Linked DNA regions of Homo sapiens: regions 2 and 3 are each linked to region 1. Evidence: read pairs that join two places in POLR2A ChIA-PET (ENCODE). Cell type or tissue: HepG2. All regions are shown on one strand. Each heading gives the region's core, and the rest is flanking DNA. Links, peaks and the distances in the headings are about the cores only.

Evidence for each region. Peaks named below come from ENCODE experiments on the same cell type or tissue, not always from the same donor. Only the 100,000 strongest peaks of a DNase experiment are listed, where the experiment ranks them.
Region 2: POLR2A ChIA-PET joins it to region 1 with 10 read pairs; 19 of 35 experiments call an interaction of 5 or more read pairs at or near these places.
Region 3: POLR2A ChIA-PET joins it to region 1 with 23 read pairs; 23 of 35 experiments call an interaction of 5 or more read pairs at or near these places.

The regions. Positions count from the first base shown.
Region 1 is chr2:85,322,920-85,327,599 of GRCh38, forward strand. TGOLN2 (trans-golgi network protein 2) reads right to left here. Exons shown (of 4, transcript NM_006464.4): 2 at 3,589-4,680; 3 at 1,996-2,079. Among named protein-coding and RNA genes, the nearest start is that of TGOLN2, 2.7 kb to the right of the region's middle. RefSeq lists enhancers at 3,673-3,842, 4,083-4,262. In HepG2, for the core only: no CTCF peak of the experiment used is centred there; DNase peaks (open chromatin) are centred at 2,132 and 3,642; H3K4me3 peaks cover 2,572 bases.
Region 2 is chr2:85,417,448-85,422,127 of GRCh38, forward strand. SH2D6 (SH2 domain containing 6) reads left to right here and starts at 1,267. Exons shown (of 24, transcript NM_001394463.1): 1 at 1,267-1,483; 2 at 1,582-1,797. It also overlaps a transcript of CAPG not described here. RefSeq lists enhancers at 608-717, 714-1,249, 728-887, 3,116-3,265. In HepG2, for the core only: a CTCF peak has its summit at 3,395 (motif pointing right); DNase peaks (open chromatin) are centred at 1,144, 2,584, 3,404, 4,074 and 2 weaker places; H3K4me3 peaks cover 3,908 bases.
Region 3 is chr2:85,556,230-85,560,229 of GRCh38, forward strand. It overlaps GGCX (gamma-glutamyl carboxylase), which reads right to left. Exons shown (of 15, transcript NM_000821.7): 3 at 2,688-2,846; 4 at 2,211-2,376; 5 at 1-31. Among named protein-coding and RNA genes, the nearest start is that of GGCX, 3.3 kb to the right of the region's middle. In HepG2, for the core only: no CTCF peak of the experiment used is centred there; DNase peaks (open chromatin) are centred at 2,172 and 3,662; H3K4me3 peaks cover 1,186 bases.

The DNA.
Region 1 (4,680 bases), core at 265-4,264:
TTCTGCTTCATACTGTTCTGTACTGTTGTGAATTATTTACATGTGTTTTTTGTTGGTGGTGGTTTTCTTCTTTTTTGAGACGGAGTCTTGCTCTGTTGCCCAGGCTGGAGTGCAGTGGCATGATCTTGGCTCACTGCAACCTCTGCCTCCGAAGTTCAAGCGATTCTCCCACCTCGGCTTCCTCAGTAGTAGCTGGGATTACCATGCCCAGCTAATTTTTGTATTTTTAGTAGAGATGGTATTTCACCATGTTGGCCAGACTGATCTAGAACTCCTGACCTCAGGTGATCTGCCTCCCAAACTGTTGGGATTACAGGCGTGAACCACTATGCCCAGCCACATGTGTATTTTTTTAAAAATCATAAGCCATGTGTGGTGGCTCACGCCTGTAATCCCAGCACTCTGGGAGGCTGAGGTGGGTGGATCATTTGAGGTCAGCAGTTCAAGACCAGCCTGGCCAAAAGGGTGAAACCCCATCTCTACTAAAAATCTAAAAATTAGCTGGGCGTGGTGGTGGGCGCCTGTAATCCCACCTACTCGGGAGGCTGAAGAGGGAGAACTGCTTGAACCCGGGTGGTGGAGGTTGCAGTGAGCCAAGATTGTGCCACTGCACTCCAGCCTGGACGACACAGCAAGACTCCGTCTCAAAAACAAACAAACAAAAATCATAAAAGGGGGAAAACCCTTAAAGTCAATTATCTGAAAAGGCAGTAGTCCAGAGCTAAATTGTAAAGCTAGCCTACTGGACTAGTTAGCAAAGATATTCTGAGCTCAGTGGCTCGTTCTGTAGCTAATATTGAGTTGTGCAAGAGAATCGTGTTCCCTGCAGGAAGTCTGGGAACAATTCATAGTTGGGCCACCAATGGTTCTTTGCCAATGTCCTGGCTGTTGCTATGCTGAAAGCAGAAGGAAGGGTGCATGCTGGTAGCAACGCAGTGAGAGTACAGTCTTCCTGCTTAGACAGGTTGTCTTTAGAGAGACCCTTGCTTAGCTCTGCTGCCATGGGGTGGAAGGAGGGCTTATCTGTCTGACAGAGGAATGGATTGGCTGTACTCAGGAACTCCAGCCTACGGTGCTTAAGCCAGGCTGATGTGGGGAGTTGGAGGCCTATGTGCTTCCAGGCTCGTGTTTCCAGGGAGCACAGTCTAGCACTTTACCACACAAAGTGTGGATCCAGTGGCATTTGGTTTCACCTGGGAACTTCCTAAGAATGTAGACACAGGCCAGGCACGGTGGCTTATGCCTGTAATCTCAGCACTTTGGGAGGTCGAGGCGGGCGGATCACCTGAGGTTGGGAGTTCGAGACCAGCCTGACCAACATGGAGAAACCCATCTCTACTAAAAATACAAAATTAGCTGGACGTGGTGGTGGCGCCTGTAATCCTAGCTACTCGGGAGGCTGAGGCAGAAGAATCGCTTGAACCCAGGCAGCAGAGGTTGTAGTGAGCCGAGATTGCACCATTGTACTCCAGCCTGGGCAACAAGAGCAAAACTCCATCTCCAAAAAAAAAAAAAAGAATGTAGAAATATAGGCTCCACCCCACATCTAATGAATCAGATAATGCTTTTTATCAAAATTCCCCAAGGTGATTCAAATGCCTATTAAAGTTTATGGAGCGCTGGCAGAATGCAGAAAGCTCAGGACTGGGAGACTAGGGAGTTGCTATCAGGTCCTGAGTTTGCCACTAACTTGCAGTAGAAACTTAGCGGAAAAAAAAAAAAAAGAGTGTTTCTGCGTGGGCCTATTTCCTCATCTGTGAAGGGAGGTAGCTGCTGTAGAGTATTCCAAGGTCTCTGCTAGCTCTAACGTCACAGATATGTGTATCTAGATGTTTCTAGTTTGTTGTCTAAAAAGGGCGAATGCAACAGCAACAGCAACCGCATCCCCAGAATCAGCCACTGCTGCTTCATGGCAAATGCAAGCCCACTACTGGGTCCATCTGACGTTGCCTATCCCTCCTATCCCTCCCATGGACCTGGCTCCTCCTTCCTTACCTTCTGGTCCAAACGTTGGTAGTCACTGGCCTTTGGCCGCCGGGTGACTTTAGATCTTTTTCCTTCCAGGACAAAAGCAATGATCTGAGGAAAGGAAAAAGAAAATGATTAACAGGTGGCTCTGTAATGACATAGTTCAGTCTCTGAACTCAGAGGCAGTCACCTGGTAGCATATTTGTTAATGACCCTGACTGTAGAAAGAGCAGTACACTCACAGAGGTCTATTTAAACTATAACCATTTTAAGAAAGACAGAGCCTAATTACATCAGAATCCTTTGTATTGCTTAATAGGAAATAACAAATAGAAGGCTGTCTGAGCTCTAGCGTGTGGGAGGAAGTCTGTTTGATTTATTCAAAGGTACACAGTCAAAGATCTATCAACTCCTTCCTAGAGATATCTAGGATATAGGACATTCCTTTAAAAAAAGTCATAATCAGAATTTCCTATCTACAAATGTACTTTTTCACCCCACGATGCTACATCAACTACATTCTTTATCAATCTCATTTCATGACTAAGGTTACCCTGCATAATGGACACTTGGACATAGAATAAGAAATACACTTTTTTTTTTTCTTAGAGGCAAGGTCTCACTCTGTCACCCGGGCTGGAGTGCAATGGCGTGATCATGGCTCACTGAAGCCTCGACCTCCCACAGTCAAGCCATCCTCCCACTTCAGCCTCCTGAGTAGCTGGGACCACACACGTCCACCACCACATCTGGCTAATTTTTTTATTATATGTAGAGACGAGGTCTTGCTATGTTGGCCAGGCTGGTCTCGGACTCCTGGGCTCAAGCGATCCTCCTGCCTCGGCCTCCCAAAGTGCTGGGATTAGAGGCAGGAGCCACTGCACCGGGCCAGGAATGCACATTTTTACTAAAGGTCTTCCCCTTTATTCTTTATAGCCATAGGCCTTATGGCCAGAATTGGACTCTCCAATTTTAAGCAGGTTACAGAAACTAGCTTCTAAATGTTGGGGGCTCAATATGAAATGCAATCATTTTGTCATTAGAGTGGTTGCTAATAAACAGACCAAACCCTGATGAAAAAGTAACAGGTGTACGTGTCTGTGCAATTTCTGGGCTTTCTTCTAATTATTATTAATTGCAGAAGTCCCTGGGCTCTTTGGTCCTGGTATCGAAGACGCAGTAATTGAAACCATTCTTTGTGCCACTGCTGATGGAAGAGAGAATGTTGGGAAAGGAAGCTAGAAATGACATATCGTCTCAAGAAGGGAAATAGGATGGAAGGTACGTGCTTTAACTGTCAAGTACTCAGGTCCTCTGAGGCTGTGAAGGACCTAAGTGCAAAGTTATGGGAGGAGATTCCAAGTCAGGTCAGATCCTAATAATGTCCTAACTTGGCTCCTAATGCAGTAGCAGAGGACACTCAGAGTAAACAGGTGACAGGATGAAAACACGATTAACAAAACAAGAGTAAAGAGGCCTAATAGGGCCTGAGGAAAAAACTGAAGTTTGTTTTAAAGTCCCCAGTGCTCACGGGCATCTAGTGACGGGATACCCACCCACACCCAAGCTTCCAGGGTGCTGGAAACCCCACTCCCCTCCGGAAGGCCGCTGTCGACTTACCTTCCGCTTGTTGTGATGAGCGATATAGAGGACAGCCACAAGAATGGCTGCAGTCACCAGATATGCAAAGAAGTGGCTGCTCTCCGCGCTGCCATTTCCAGAACCGTTCGGATAAAGGTCATCCTTCTCGCTACCCGTGGAATCCGAAAGTGTCCCTTCACGGTTCTCACTGGAGGCAGAACCGGACATCTTTTCTTTCTCTTCTTTGGGCGGTGAGCCCTCCTCGGGTCCTGTATCATCATCTTCAGCCTCTTTGGGCTCCACATCCTCAGTAGGCTCTGAAGACTTAACTTCCTCCTGCGGGGGAGAAATGAGGTCAGTTTCCTCCCCAGATTCGGTTTTGAAAGCATGAGGAGAAAGCTTCCCTTTGTCAGCAAGCTGGTTTGTGTCAGCCTTGGGGAGCTCCTTGTTATCAGAAGGGTTGGAGATGGGCTTGGAATGGTCTTTCCGGGAAGGCTGCTCTGGAACCACCTTGTTAGGGCTGTCTTTTGAGGTCTGCTCCTCCGCACCCGACTTGCTGGGCCCGTCTATTGGGCCCTGCTCCTCTGCACCGGACTTGTTAGAGCCGTCTTTTGGAGTCTGCTTCTCCGCACCCGACTTGTTAGGGACGTCTTTTGGGGTCTGATCCTCCGCACCCGACTTGCTGGAGCCGTCTTTTGGGGTCTGGCCGTCCGCACCCGACTTATTAGGGACATCTTTTGTGGTCTGCGCCTCCGAACCTGACTTGCTAGGGCTGTCTTTTTGGGTCTTTGCCTCCGCACCCGACCTGTTGGGGCTGTCTTCTGGGGTCTGCGCCTCCGCACCCGATTTGCCAGTGCTGTCTTTTGGAGTCTGCAGCTCCGGATGCGACTTACTAGTGCTGTCTTTTGTGGTCTGCGCCTCCGAACCCGACTTGCTAGTGCTGCCTTTTTGGGTCTTTGCCTCCGCACCCGACTTGTTGGAGCTGTCTTTTTGGGTCTTTGCCTCCGCACCCGACTTGTTGGGGGTGTCTTCTGGGGTCTGCGCCTCCGCACTCGACTTGCTAGGGCTGTCTTTTGGAGTCTGCGGCTCCGGATGCGACTTGGTAGAGCCTCCAGGCCGTTGGCTCAAGCT
Region 2 (4,680 bases), core at 479-4,478, 95 kb after region 1:
CCTTTCACATGCAAACAGCTATCTCAGCTCTTTTTTTTTTTTTTTTTTTTTTTGAGACAGAGTCTGGCTCTGTTGCCCAGGCTGGAGTGCAGTGGCACCATCTCGGCTCACTGCAAACTCCGCCTCCTGAGTTCAAGCAATTCTCCTGCCTCAGCCTCCCGAGTAGCTGGGATTACAGGCACGTGCCACCACGCCCGGGTAATTTTTTCTATTTTTAGTAGAGATGGGGTTTCGACATGTTGGCCAGGCTGGTCTTGAACCCCTGACCTCAGGTGATCTGCTTGCCTCAGCCTCCCAAAATGCTAGGATTACAGGCGTGAGCCACTGCGCCCGGCCATACCCTCCCTTTTGAGGTGAGGCTCTTGAAGGCCCAGACCTTTCCTCCAGTGCTTTGAGGTCTGATCCTGATGATAATAACACCTCACTCATAACCTGGACTTCACAGTTTACAAAACACCCCTCCTCCTCACCCCCTCCCAAACTCGGTTTATTTTTGTCGTTAAAGCAGAGTTGTAGGCCAGGGTGGACCATAGGTTTTCTTGGTCACGAGAGACTTCCTCCCTCCCTGGGCTCCCCTCTGTAGTGGTGCCAAATAAAAATCTGATCAGTCAAGCCTGTAAGGTAACTAGCGCTAATGTGCAGAGCCAGTCCTGGGCAGGCCTGTTCATTATTTTGCACACTCTTACACCGAAAGGGCCCAGGACCCTCGCCTGACCCAGCCTTGCCTGCCAGGCCTGGGCTGGGTCTCCCAGCCCAAATTCTCACAAGAGGGCCGACTCCGGCCAGAGCGCGCCCCTCTTTGTGCCTCGGTTTGCCCACCTAGAGGTCAGTCCCGCAGGCGTGGCGGGTACATCTCAGGGTCGGCAGAAAGTGCCACCGGGAGCCCAGCCGGAGTTGAGGGCCTCGCGCCGGGCCCACTGTCCAGATCCAGGGCTCACGAGAAAAACGAGGACGCAGGAGAGCCACACGCCAGGACGCGTGTAAGGCCCCAACCCGGCCCCAGCCTGGGCCCTAGACCCCTAAGAACTACAAATCCCAGCAGGCAGTGGGCCGCGGGGCGGGGTCTCGGAAGCTGCGGCCTGTGGTGCCTTTGCTGAGCCCAGGTCCGGAGGGCCCTCGGGGACGGGAGCACCACAACAGACCCCCGGACACACTTACACACACAGTCTCACAAACACACAGTCACACACGCACACACACACACGCGCGCGCGCGCGCCTTTTGGCCCCTCCCCTACAAACTACAAATCCCGGCAGGCAGCGGGCCGTTGGGCGGGGCCTTGGGTGCTGATCCGGACGCAAAGATTGCGCCAGCCAGGGTGGGATCCCGGTAGCTAGGTGGGGGCTACCCTGCTGGGGAAGAGATGGCCTTCTCTCCTCGCAAACCCAGCTCCCCACCCCTGCACGCGCCCCTCTGCCCTGGAGTCGCTGGTCCGAGCCCTCCTTCTCTGCGAACCTGAGCCCCGCCCTGCCCTCCCTACGAGGTTGGGGCCGTGGGAGATGAAGATGGTGGGTGGGGGGTTGGGCCCACAGCCTGCTAAGCAGGCAGAGTGGCCTCCTGAACCCTTCCTCCATCGCCTAGAGCAAACTCCCATTCCTGGAAGGAGGAGCAGCCCAGACCCTGAGACTGGACTAGGTCTGTTAGGGTCCCTGTGTGGCCGGCAGGACTCGTGGTGAAGCCCGGGGAAGGCCTGGGTCCTCCAGGTCAGGGATGTAGGTCCCAGGGTGTGCAGGCCGCGGTATCTGACCATCGTCGGCGCCCTGCGCCCAGGCATCAATTTTACATGGCAGAGTCAAGGTGAGGTTAGGAGGCTGCCAGGAGGTAATAACCAGGGCGCTCGCATTCAGCATCCTCTCTCTCAAAGCACTCTCCTCACACCTCAGGGTCAAATGTCAGAGCTCTTGTCCTAACTTCCCAGGTTGCCCAAGGAGCTTCTGAGGCGCTACAGAAGGGACTTACCCAGACCCTTCAGTGCAAGCCAGGAACTCAGGGTCCGGCCTGCTCGGTAGGATGAGCTGTGCTGAGGCCCTACTTCATCCACCCTTCTGGGCCAGGGCAGCCTCTTTCCAGAGGCCTCTTCTCAGCTGATTTCTGGCTCCCAAGCGGGAGACTCAGGTTACACCTGTATCGGGAGCAGTGACACCACAGTGGCCAGCAACACATTGGACTTTCTGTCTCCAACTCCATTTTCAGCTTTTACACTTCCTGATCTGGGCATATACTGCTACATACTGGATCATCAAGGAAGGAGGAAAATACCTAGTCAATGAAGGTTTAGCCATGACCTTGTAAGTCAGTGAGATTTCATTCTTGTGTGGTTAGTTCGAGGCGAGCTACTTCCTAGAAATATTTCATTTGATCTCTAAACACCTAGAAACAGCTCCAAAAGGGATATTCAAAGTAGATTGCCCAGATTCTCTTGATAGCAGATGTGGGGTTCATATTAACTGGTCGCGTGGTCTCTAAGCATGCCTATTTCTGCCTGGGAAGTTCTCAAAGGTTTGGTTTTCTGAGTGTTTCTGTTAAAACAATCAGCCTTTTGTTGAGTAGCCCTTTTGCCCCTAGAGAGGAGAGATAGGTACCATAGAAACTTGGAGACAGCTATTGACTCAGTCCCTGGACTCTTTAATAAGAGCCCGTTCTGTTTTGTTTGTTTGTTTGTTTGTTTGTTTCCTGAGACAGAGTCTCGCTCTGTCTCCCAGGCTGGAGTGCAGTGGCGCAATCTCGGTCCACTGCAACCTCTGCCTCCCGGGCTTAAGCGGTTCTCCTGCCTCAGCCTGCCTCAGCCTCAGTAGCTGGGATTATGGGATCACAGGCGCACACTACCACGCCTGGCTAATTTTCGTATTTTTAGTAGAGACGGGGTTTCACCATGTTGGCCAGGCTGGTCTCGAACTCCTGACCTCAGGTGATCAGCCCACCTTGGCCTCCCAAAGTGCCGGGATTACAGGCATGAGCCACCGTGCCCGGACTGAGCCCATTCTCTTATTATTAGAAATCTTATTATCAGAATGTGAGCTTCTGCATTCCAGGGCTTCGCACCAGACCCTCAAGTCAGTAATGACCCTTGGGACATGCAGTGTGCCAAAAGCTGTTGAATGCCCATTCCTGCTCCCTGAAGATCCAACCAGCAATCAGCAGGGTGCAGTTAAAGTCACAGAGCAGTGTTGTTAGGTCATTACAGGGAATGTGGCTAAGGAAGGGCAAAGCCCAGCAAAACTTGTCCTAACTTCCCACGTTCTTTCGCTCTGCGGGCCTTGCCTTCATTTACCTTCCTGATAACTAAAGCCTGGGTCGGTGGTCCTCCAGGCCACGCCCCTTCCACCGTCAGCCTCCGGGCCCAGGAAATGAGCGACAGGCTGCCATGCCCCTCCTCACCACCAGGGGTCGCCCTCTCCCGTGGAACGACTGCTTAGGTCCCCACAGTGGCCCGGGACGGGGTGAGGGGACTGTGGCTTTGGCTCTGTGTACATCATATGGCCTTGGCCAGCATCCATTCTTCTCTGGCCTCGGCTTTTCTGTTGGTAAAAGGGAGGGAGGGTGATCTCAGGGCCCTCCAGGCCCATCAAGGAAGGAGGTGGGGTTGGAGACGTCGGGGAGCCACTGTGTCCAGTCTCTCCTAACGGGGAGGGTAGAAGACCAGCTGGGAACAGGAGAAGCTTGGCTCCCAGGCTCTGTGCTGAAGAAGGAAGCCTAAGCAGGGCCATGTTACATTTGGTGGAGGAGGGAGAGTGTAGGGGAGGAACAGACGCCGGCCGCTCCCGCTAAGGAAGGCAAATTGAGGAAAGGACCCAGTGGGGTGGGGAAGGTCGGCCAGAGGTATCCAGAGAACCAGAGAAAGTGAGTGTGAGGGAGTCCTTGGTGATCCATCTGCGCTGGGGAAAAAGGTTTTCAGCAGATAAACAGCCGGGACCTCGGGGGATTGTGCCTCAGCCTAGGCCCGGTAGTCGAAGACATATGGACAGGAAATGGGCAAGACACGGGCCTTTCAGAGAAGAGAGACCAAAGATGTTTGCAGAGAGGCAGGCTTTGCGCAACCTGTAAAGAATGAGTAAGGTTTGAATAGCAGCTACAACAAATATTGATTGAGAGCCTGCTGTGTGCCAGACTGTGGGCCCGGCACTTGGAATTTGGCCGTGAACCTAGCAGACACAGTGGCTGCCCATTTACATAGCGTGCAGTCGAGTGTGGGAGTTTACAGTCTAGCTGTGAAATAAACCTGTAGGTTTAATTATGGTGGGAGCTCAGAGAGCGGGGTAGGAGACTGTCCTGGTCTGGGACCTCCACTGCTGAGGAAGGGTCACCTAAGCTGGGGCCTGCAGGAGGAGGGAGGAAAGGGGCCAGGATGTTCCAGAGGAGGAATAGCAAATGTACACTCCAGATAAGAAGGGCCTGGTGGAGATTAGAAAGGGTGGAAAGAAGCCATGTCACACTGTGTTTGCAACCACTCTCCCCCACACCCAACCTCACCTGTGTATCCTGTGTACTTGGTCACCTCCTGGGCTCTCTTGGGGGCAGAATCTGGGCAGCGGGGGAATGGATCAAGCTGAAAGACAGCTAAAGAGACTGTGGCTGAGTGCAGGATAAAGAGCCAAGGTGGAAGGGAGAGGGCTGGGCTCTGGGAGACGGGGACATCTGTGAAGAGGATATTGCCATTTTGGGGGTAACATTTTTTGAAGT
Region 3 (4,000 bases), core at 1-4,000, 230 kb after region 1:
CCTATGGGCATTCAGCAGACCGTCCACAGACCTACACCGAGGGAGGTAAACATTGAGGGGGGAGCTGCTTAATGCAGCTACATCTCCATCCTTCCTTTTATACACGATAATCCTATCTATCCTGGGCACATCTCCCATATCCTCCCTGGTTATTCTGAGACCTTTTAGAATTATATGAGCAAATTCTAACATGATTATACAAGTCATAGAAGAAATATTGCTACTAAGTTATAACAGCAAAAAGTTCAGTATTTCTTGTTAGCTCCCAGTTGAGTTTGTTCTAATGGATCAAATCAGGAAAAAAGGACTACAATACTAGAAAATTACTGAAAAAGGGGAGGAATTTGATGGAGTGTTTGAAAAGCTATGTATGTGTAAATAAATATGCGGTGTATTATCTTTAAAAAAAAATGAAAACCCTCAACAGCAGAGTAACACACAACATAAACTAACATTTCATAGACCTGGGTGCCAGGATCCAGTATAAGAGGGTTCCTGCTAACAGCTTGTATTCTGGAAGAGAACTGATTAGACCCAGGCTACTAACACCAGATGTACTCTGGGGAAGCAGAAGCAAAGCAAGTTTTCAAGAAGTAGAAGCTGGGAAAGGGGCAGCTTACACTGTGGTCAAGAGCACTGGACTCTGCAGTCATGAACACCTGGACTCACTTCTGTTTCTTAACTGCTAGCTGACCTTAGGCAAATTCTTCACTCGTCAATAATACTTAGCTTCTTTATCTTTAAAATGTGAACAGGCCAGGCTCAGTAGTTCATACCTATAATACCAACATTTTGGGAAGCTAAAGCGAGAGAATCTCTGGAGCCCAGGAGTTTGAGGTTGCAGTGAGCTATGACTGCACCACTGCATTCTGGCCTCAGTGACAGAGCAAGACCCTGACTCCAAAAAACATAAAATGTGAACAGCACCATCGACCTTACAGGGTTTTAATGAGGAAAAACTCTAAATATTTAGTATAGTGCCTGCGATGTGGAAAACCCTGAATAAATGATAAGTGATTTTTTCAAAATGCATAAAGTCATAAAAATGGAACTTCTGACTAGCCTGAGCAACATAGTGAGATCCCATCTCTACAAAAAATTTTAAAAATTAGCTGAGTGTGGTGGCACACACCTGTTGTTCCAGCTACTCAGGAGGCTGAGATGGAAGGATCACCTAAACACAAGAAGGTTGAGGCTGCAGTGAGCTATGATCACGCCACTGCACTCTAGCCTGGGCGACACAGTGAGATGCCATCTCAACAAATATCCCCACAACGGAACTTTTCAGAGATATTCTATCAAAACTGCCTCTTAATTCTCTATGATCAGAGCTGGCCATTCTGAATGAGTTTCAAGTTTTACCAAAGGGGTTTTGTATGTGTGTATTAACAAATAGGCCGGACACAGTGGCTCATGCCTGTAATCCCAGCACTTTGGGAGGCCGAGGTGGGAGGACTGCTTGAGCCCAGAAGTTCAAGACCAGCCTGGGCAACAAAGCGAGACCCCATCTCTATTTAAAAATAAATAAATAAAAAGAAAAATAAATAAAACTTAATGACTGTTAATGAATTCAATGTTTGAGTTTTTTTCCCCATACTCATGTTATTGACACCTATTTTATTACTTTTCACTCAACATATAAAGAATCCTTAAGGTCAACTGCCCCACCACCTTATCTCCAAATCCCTTCTCCACCTCCCCTTAGAGACAGTCACCTAAGCCAGAAATGGGGAAGGGTTACCTCCTCCGAGAACAGCAATGCTGAGCAGCCCTGGTGGGCCCTCTTCTCCTGACATGATCTCTGCCTCACAGCAACTTCTACTTTTGGCTCTAACTCTGCCCTTCTGGACTCACACAGAGAAAGTCTGCTCCCTCTTCTACATAACCACCCTTAAAGTATCTGAAAACAGCCATGTCTGGCTTTAGTATTCTGTTTTTCTCTCTAAGAGGGTTACAAGAGGTGAATAAATCAAGGCACCTGGGGAGATAGGGAAAGACTGAAGGGGTGGGATGGAGCCATTTTGCTTTGTGTCATCCCAAGCGCTCCAACTAGTTGGCCCTTTCCCCTCCCAAATCCACCTAGATCAAAGTGACCTTGTAACCATACTTTGCAAACATGACTGAAAAATTCCAGAACCTCACTGGGCCCCTATCTCTGATAACCATCCTGACCCAGCCAACCCCTCCCCTTTGTCCCCCCTGACTCATACCAGTAGTGGTTTGCATCCATGAATGTTAGCTGAAAGGCCAACAACCCATACAGATAGGAGTGGTTGTTCCATGATGTCTTGTCCAGGAGAAACACATACCAGTATGGCAGCAGGAATAACACACAGCTTATCCGGTAGCACAGGCCCAGCATCATGCCCAGTGCCCCTGGGATTTGTAGGGAGAGGATTAAGAGGTCAAGAGATCACCACAGGCCCAGTTTCCCTGGACCAGGATATGGTTGGAATTAAGAAAAATCAAGCATTGTATAATCACATAAAACTAAATGAAAATTAAATGTTATTTTAATATTTTAAAAAGAATTATGGGATCACAGCTTAAGTGACACACAGGTCAACAGCATGAAATTGATCACAGCAGAAGTGAAATAAGGTGCCAAAGACTTTGACCATTCACCAGCATGCTTCTATTTCTGTGTTTCTGGCAGGCCAGTCAATATTTCCCACAGTTCCCCTCACCCAGAAACATGATGGTGTAGACAAGATACATCCAGTCAAGTGGCAGTGGGCGTAGGGCATCCAGCAAGGGGAAGCGGCACACATCCAGCCCATCAAGGTATTTCCGGTCCAGAGAGCTGAGCCCCCGCTCCTGGGGAATGTCTAGCACCATCAAGAACCCTAAGAAGGCAATAGGGGAGTTGGTCATTGGGCCTCAGCTAAGGAAGCAGTAGAATACAGTGGAACACAGTTGACAGTGTGCAGCTCCAGGGTCAGACTTCTTTTCTAATCTTGGCTCTGCCATTTATTCAGTATTAATTATTGAGTGCCTACTCTGCACAGTACTACATCTGTTGTGCCATCTAGAACAGCCCCTGCAGCTCGGTTAACCAATTCCCCATTTGTGAGAAGGGGAATACATCACAGGACTACAGAGAGGATTAAATTACAGAAATGCACAAAATGCTATAAAAACTGTTAGGGTCTTGACAGCTATAAAGATCCATCCTATTGAGCTTCAGAAAGTGCTCTGGGAGGCCAGGCACGGTGGCTCACGCCTGTAATCCCAGCACTTTAGGAGGCTGAGGTGGGCAGATCACCTGAGGTTGGGAGTTCGAAACCAGCCTGACCAACATGGAAAAACCCCGTCTCTACTTAAAATACAAAAAAATTAGCCAGGTGTGGTGGCGCATGCCTGTAATCCCAGCTACTCGGGAAGCTGAAGCAGGAGAATCACTTGAACCTGGGAGGCGGAGGTTGCAGTGAGCCGAGATCACACCATTGCACTCCAGCCTGGGCAACAAGATCGAAACTCCGTCTCAAAAAAAGAAAGAAAGAAAGAAAGAAAGTGCTCTGGGAGTGCTTCTCAACCTTTTCTGCTTCCTGGCACACTCCAAAAACAGTTGCATTTCGTCAACACCCTGGGAATAAACAGAAGAGGCTACTCAGATCAGGAAGCCAGCTTGAGATAAAGCAGGGTTTCTCAACTTCAGGACTAGTCACATTTTGGGCTGGTTAATTATTTATTGAGGGGATTATCCAATGCACTACAGGACATTTAGGAGCACTCCCTGACCTCTATAGAGATGCCAGCAGCCACCTATTCTTCCTCCCCCAAGTTGTGACAACTAAAAATGTCTCTAAACATTGCCAAATGTCTCCCAGGGAGCAAAACTCCCTCCAGTTGAGAACTACTGGGCTAAGGGGACTAATATCTCTGCACATCTGTAAACCATTCCAAGCACACCATGCTGCGGCCTCAGTTAAGAAGCTCTTGATTAGGGAGTCACAGCCAAAAGGTATGGTCCCTGTGGCCCCCTGCTCTGTTTCTCTGA